Regions from separate parts of the Homo sapiens genome. Here region 1 is linked to region 2. A link is a contact called in ENCODE Hi-C data. All regions are on one chromosome and are shown on one strand. Each heading gives the region's core, a stretch centred on a gene start or an enhancer-like site at or near the end of the contact. The rest is flanking DNA. Distances are from core to core; before and after follow the strand shown.

What was found. Hi-C counts contacts between places; a loop is a spot of excess contacts on that map. Pooled maps may share reads with other maps.
Region 1: a loop to region 2 is called in a map of CD4-positive, alpha-beta memory T cell, with 6 times the contacts of the local background. The contact joins the promoter of FAM218A here to the promoter of NAF1 in region 2. A Hi-C loop is called at or near these places in 1 of 168 maps with a recorded cell type or tissue (CD4-positive, alpha-beta memory T cell), 1 of 37 single-sample maps with no recorded cell type and 11 of 50 pooled maps.

The regions. Positions count from the first base shown.
Region 1 is chr4:164,955,329-164,958,219 of GRCh38, forward strand. It overlaps FAM218A (family with sequence similarity 218 member A), which reads left to right and starts at 1,620. Exons shown (of 1, transcript NR_160935.1): 1 at 1,620-2,891. It also overlaps a transcript of TRIM61 not described here. RefSeq lists enhancers at 1,370-1,419, 1,720-1,879.
Region 2 is chr4:163,165,631-163,168,330 of GRCh38, forward strand. NAF1 (nuclear assembly factor 1 ribonucleoprotein) reads right to left here and starts at 1,260. Exons shown (of 8, transcript NM_138386.3): 1 at 733-1,260. The coding sequence starts at 1,097. RefSeq lists enhancers at 405-1,272, 764-843, 874-993, 1,014-1,213.

The DNA of each region.
Region 1 (2,891 bases), core at 370-2,869, 1.8 Mb after region 2:
ACAGTCAACAGAAGAATCAGAAACACAAACCATTCTTGGAATATATTGAGTTCTGTGCCACACCAAATCCTATGTTTTAAAAAATTTTTTCCAGGCTGAGCTCAATGGCTCAAGACTGCAACCCGAGTAGTGTGGGAGGCCCAGGCAGGAAGATTGCTTGAGGTCAAGAGTTTGAGGCTACAGTGAGCTACGAACTTGCCACTGCAGTCCAGCCTGGGTGACTAAGAGAGATTCAGTCTCAAAAAAAAAAAAAAAAAAAAAACAAGTTTTCCAGAAGATATGTCTTTATTGGTGTTTATATTTACAGAAAACTTAAAGGGAAATTGAGGTTGATTTTCCTTGTCTTCATGTGACCACAAAAGGATGAAGAGAGGATATCAGGGACCAGCCCCAGATGACTCAGGTAATCTGAGACCAGGCCTGGGATCCACACACAAGACACACACACCCAGATGGAAGCACAATGCCTAGTCTCGCTCTTTCCTCAATCCCGATTTAAACTAATTTGGCAGTTTTATGAGATTAAAGAGGGTGTAGACAGGAAATTGGTAGAGGATGGAAAATCGATTAAGATTAGGGACAACTGTGAGGAGGAAGACAAAGGAGACAGAATCTGAGAGCCCTGAGGCGGACTGAAAACGGGGAGGCGGCTCAAAGAAAAGAGTAAGAGAAATGAGCTTTTCTGGAACGAGGCATTGATAACGCTGAAACATGATTAGCCTTTTGAAATAAATCTTTCGTTTATTTATTTTTTTGAGACAAGCTCTCGTTCTGTCGTCCAGACTGAGGTGCAGTGGCGCCATCCTGGCTCACTGCAACCTCAACTCCCCAGGTTCAAGCGATTCTCCCACCTCAGCCTCCGGAGTAGCTGGGACCACAGGGGCGGGCCAACATGTCCGGCTAATTTTTGTATTTTTTGTACAGACAGGGTTTCACCATGTTGGCCTGGCTGGTCTCAAACTCCAGAGCTCATGTGATCCGCCCACCTCAGCCTACCAAAGTGCTGGGATTACAGGCATGAGCTTCCATGCCGGGTATAAAAGGAAGCTTTTAAATTGTGGAGTATTTCATACATCCATAATAGTAGAGAGAACATTATGAAGAACGTACACATAAAAAGAAACCAATTTCTATCATTTGAATTAACAATCTTTATAACCCCAGCAACTTCTCCTGCCAATGGAGTAAATTCCCAGACATCTTATAATTTCATCTGTATATTTCATCTTATAATTTCATTATTTATTCCCTAAAAGACAATATCTCAATTATCATAGTGTTACTGTAACTTTTAATAAGCTGTTCAGTGGGAATTATAACCATATTTTTCTCCAACCAGTTATAAATAAGATTCAATAAATTAAAACAGCAACTGGAATTCTCTTCTGTTAAGGCGGGGCAGGGAGAGCCCTCAGTCTGGCACAGGTAGGGTTGGGTGGCAGAAGAGCAAAGCAAACAGCTGAGGTTCCTTCAGAATGCAACTTTCTCACAGAACACAAGGCTCTCAAGGGGCTTCAGCACCCCAAGCACTGCAGCGTTTCTCCCAGGAGGCTGGGCGAGTCCGTAGCGGAAGTCGGAGCGGCAGAGCAGTGATTGGGTGCGGCCGGCACCGTCTCTGGGCTTCGACTTCCGGGTGAGACCGTGAAGGTGTGGCGCGACGTTGGAGACCGGGGCAGCGCCATGTACCACAGTGGATGGAAGGATGCGCGGTGCGGCGGGGCAGCTGTCCTCTTCTCCCCGGACCCAGCGCCTGGAGAGCCAGCCCTGCAGGGTGGGCTGGGCGAGCCAAACTGCGTTCCTGGTGCAGGGCTTCGGGTCTCCCTAACAGACCTTATACGCTGACCGGCGGCCGCCATGGCAGTGTCTCTTTGCTCAGACATCCAGGGACGACCACATTCGTCCAACAGCGGTCGCTCCACCAATCCTGGGAGAAGCGAATCGTTTTCTCCGCGTGCCCTGTCAGCCGCTCATGGTGCCCAGAGAGGAATTTTAGTGGCAGCATTCCGGCTGTCACGCCACCGAAATTGCCAGGCCACTCCAAGTCAGAAGGACCACCAGGAAAAGTCAGGAAGAGAACCACCATCAGGTCCCAGCCTCTTTTTGTGACAAGGACTAGAGGGTTTGGGTCTGCAGTGGGCTGGCTCCCGCTGGGCTCACCTGTCCTATAGAGCAGGCTGCCTCAAGGAAGAAGCTCACAGGGGACATCTGACATCTGAAACAGCAAGTGTAAAATGCTTTAAATAAGCCAAAACTAAACCAATCGTTATGTTAACTAAAAATACATGAATGCTACCGAAGATAGTCGAATATTAGAGGAAGAGATTAAACTCTGATTTTGAGCACTTTGTGCTTTATTCGGAAAATGAATAAGATGCAGTTCTGAAAACCTGAAAATATAAAGAATAGGATATGATACGCACACTAGATGAAAACAAAACTTTCAGACCATATTTTCTTATTTAAAGCTCTAATAAGTGAGATAGCAGAGTAAACTATTCACTCAAATAATTAGTAACTGATATAAGGGTATGTATCAATAACAGGTATTAAGACAAAAACTTTATGAGCTTTTCCATTTTAACAAGGGATGATGATTCTAGACTTCTGCCACAACATTATGGTCGACAAAACATTCTTAATTCATTTTACATAGATCTGACTCTAGATTCTGAAACAGCAAGTCATAATCTTGTATCTCTAAAGATAGAATACAGTGCGATTTGGAAAGACACCACAAAAACTCATGATCCAAAAAAGATTAAGGCTGTTATTACCAGGAGGAAGAGAAAGAGGACAAAATCAAACTGGATAGATATAATAGAGTTGTTTGTTAGAATTGTCTTCCCAGGAGATGGAAAAAGACGCCATCACAATAGGATTCATGCTTTAGT
Region 2 (2,700 bases), core at 10-2,509:
AACACGTGTCTATCTTGTTAACCTGTTCAGTACCCCACTCAACACACTCAACTATTTGTAGACAATGTTCAGTGTGGTTTAGTAACATCCCACATGCTGGAGTCCTCTCCAGCCCAGAGATTTCATATTTAAAAGACAGGTGTGGGGGCAAGGGGGAAAGGCTCTCACAAAACGTAAGAAGCATAAGATACTACTAAATAACACTGTTTGGCTACTTTCATAAACACGTGTTCCCTGCAAGGATTCTATAAATTAACGTAATCATCAAGAGCCAGCTTTGAAACACAAAAAATAATACTTTTCCTGATCCCCAATGTATGTGGTTCAAAAAACAAAGCCTAGATGTGATGATAAAAAAAAATCAGATCTGACACAAAACTCAACTATAACCACAAAAGTACAGCCTAAACTGAGTAGTTACGGAAATAACCTAAGATCCTCGGGTTTTCTAAAGTCTAACAAAAAATGATACGATCTATACATAGAACCCTTCAGGCCACCAAATTTAGGAAATAAGTCAGTACTAAGCTCAGATTCACAACGCGACCTGCTTTGAGAGGCAGCGAATAAGGGGCAGTCGGAGCCAATACTTCAACACGTGAGCCCGGAGCACCAACGACCTGCCCACCCTCCAGGGCCCACACAAGCAACCTCTAGGCTCCTAGGCCCCAGCCACCCCCGCCCGTCATACAAGACCTCTCCCCACAGCTCCGGGTCCCTTAGGCACCCGACCTGTCCGAGTCCGAATCCGAGTCCGAGGTCTCCAAGGAGTCCGGCGCCCGCGCAGGCTCTGCGGCTCCTGGGGAGGTGACGCAGTCTCCGCAGGCCGGCGATTCAGCCGGTGGCTGTGGCTGCGGCGCCGGGGTCCCGGCCGCGACGGCGTTCAGAACGGGCTGCAGAGGCTGCTCCCCGGCAGGCTTAACCTCCACGGTCTGCCCAGCGTCCGGGGACCCCTCAAACGACTGTAGCGGCGGCTGTGTCCCTGGCACAGGGGCAGAGCCCGGAGACGGAGCCGCCGGACCTTCCCCAACTCCAAAGTCGGTGCCATTGAATTTCAGAGTTTCCAGCTGAGCGGCGGCGGCCTCCACTACCTCCATCGCACCGCGCCAGAAACCGGGTCGGCCTCAGGATTGGGGCCCCTGGACAAGCTCACGGCTCTCTCCAGAAATAGAAAAACAACTTAGGCAACCGCAGCAACACTGCCTGGGCCCAACTTCCCGCGTTTCTCAGGTAACTACACGCGGAGGAGCCAAAAGACACGCCCCCGCCATTTACGCAGCAACGCTTTCCGAAGAGCGTGTGACGTATGTGGCGCGACGGCGCGACGGCGCTCGCGGGGGCAGGATACATGCGTCATATCTTCGAAAATCAGGATTAGGGGGTCGGGCGCCGTGGCTCACGCTCGTAATCCCAGCACTTTGGGAGACCGAGGTGGGCGGATCACAAGGTCAGGAGTTCACAGACCAGCCTGCCCAACATGGTGAAACCCCATCTCTACTAAAAATACAAAAATTAGCTGGGCATGGTGGCGCGTGCCTGTAATTCCCACTACTTGGGAGGCTGAGGCAGGAGAATCGCTTGAACCCAGCAGGCGGAAGTTGGAGTGAGCCGAGACCGCGCCACTGCACTCCAGCCTGGCGAGAAAGCGAGACTCCGTCTCAAAAAAAAATAATCAGGACTAGGGAGGCCCTAAATCGACCGTTTTCACTGCGTCATGTGAACCATTCAAGGCCTGAATGTCGGATTTTCCTATTGCTGCATGTGAACCAATTCTGCTTGAAGCGCCAAAATGAAGCAGGGATTATACAACAGGGGGGTGCCTGAAGAATGCTAAGTTCTGTACATCAGAAACTTGAGCCAGGAAGTCTTGACAAGACGCTAGTAACTTCATGAAAGTTAAATGAAGTTTATCCATCAATAGATCCATCTGTCGATAGATAGGGTATTAACCATTTTTTCAAAAATGTAACTACAACTATTCCATTTTCCTTTCTCCAAAGTACCCTCAAAGAGAGCAGTAATGGACAAAATTTTGCTGTGTTGTTCATGTTATGGTGATGTCTATATCATACTTAGCACTGTTTCGTAGTAGAGAGATGAGACTATGAGACTGAAATGTACTCACTTATTGTTGGAAACCACTAGTCTAAATTGTGGAGAAAGCAAGCAGAGTTCTTAGGACTGAGGAAGAGATCAGAATTTTCTGGTTTCCTATTAGGTCTTCAGTTTGAGGCATCAGTCCCTGTGTAGTAATAATAATCATTGATACCATTTGTTAAACATGCATATGTGCCAAGGACTGTGCTAAAGATTTTATAAATTATTCACTGAGAATTTAGTGTGTCATCTACAACAGTAGATCTTCATAGAAATGCAAGGCAAGTGTAATAAGAGTAAGGTTTTAAGAAGCTTACAATCTACTTGAAGTAGAGAAGGGCAATGCACAGGAGATAACTAGAAAAATATTTGAAATATGAAATAGAAAATCCAAGTGCAGCAGAAATGGGAAGTAGGATTGGTAGGCTATTTCATGGAAATCCTCCAAAGTGAAGAAGGACTTTAAACTTGGGATACGAACTTACTAGCACAATGATTAAGCAGAGCTCAGAGTTTTCAACTAAAAAGACCTGTGTTCAGGCCTCAGCTCTACCATTTTGTGTTTGGTGTTACTGACTTTGGGCAGTTAATCTAAATCCTAAT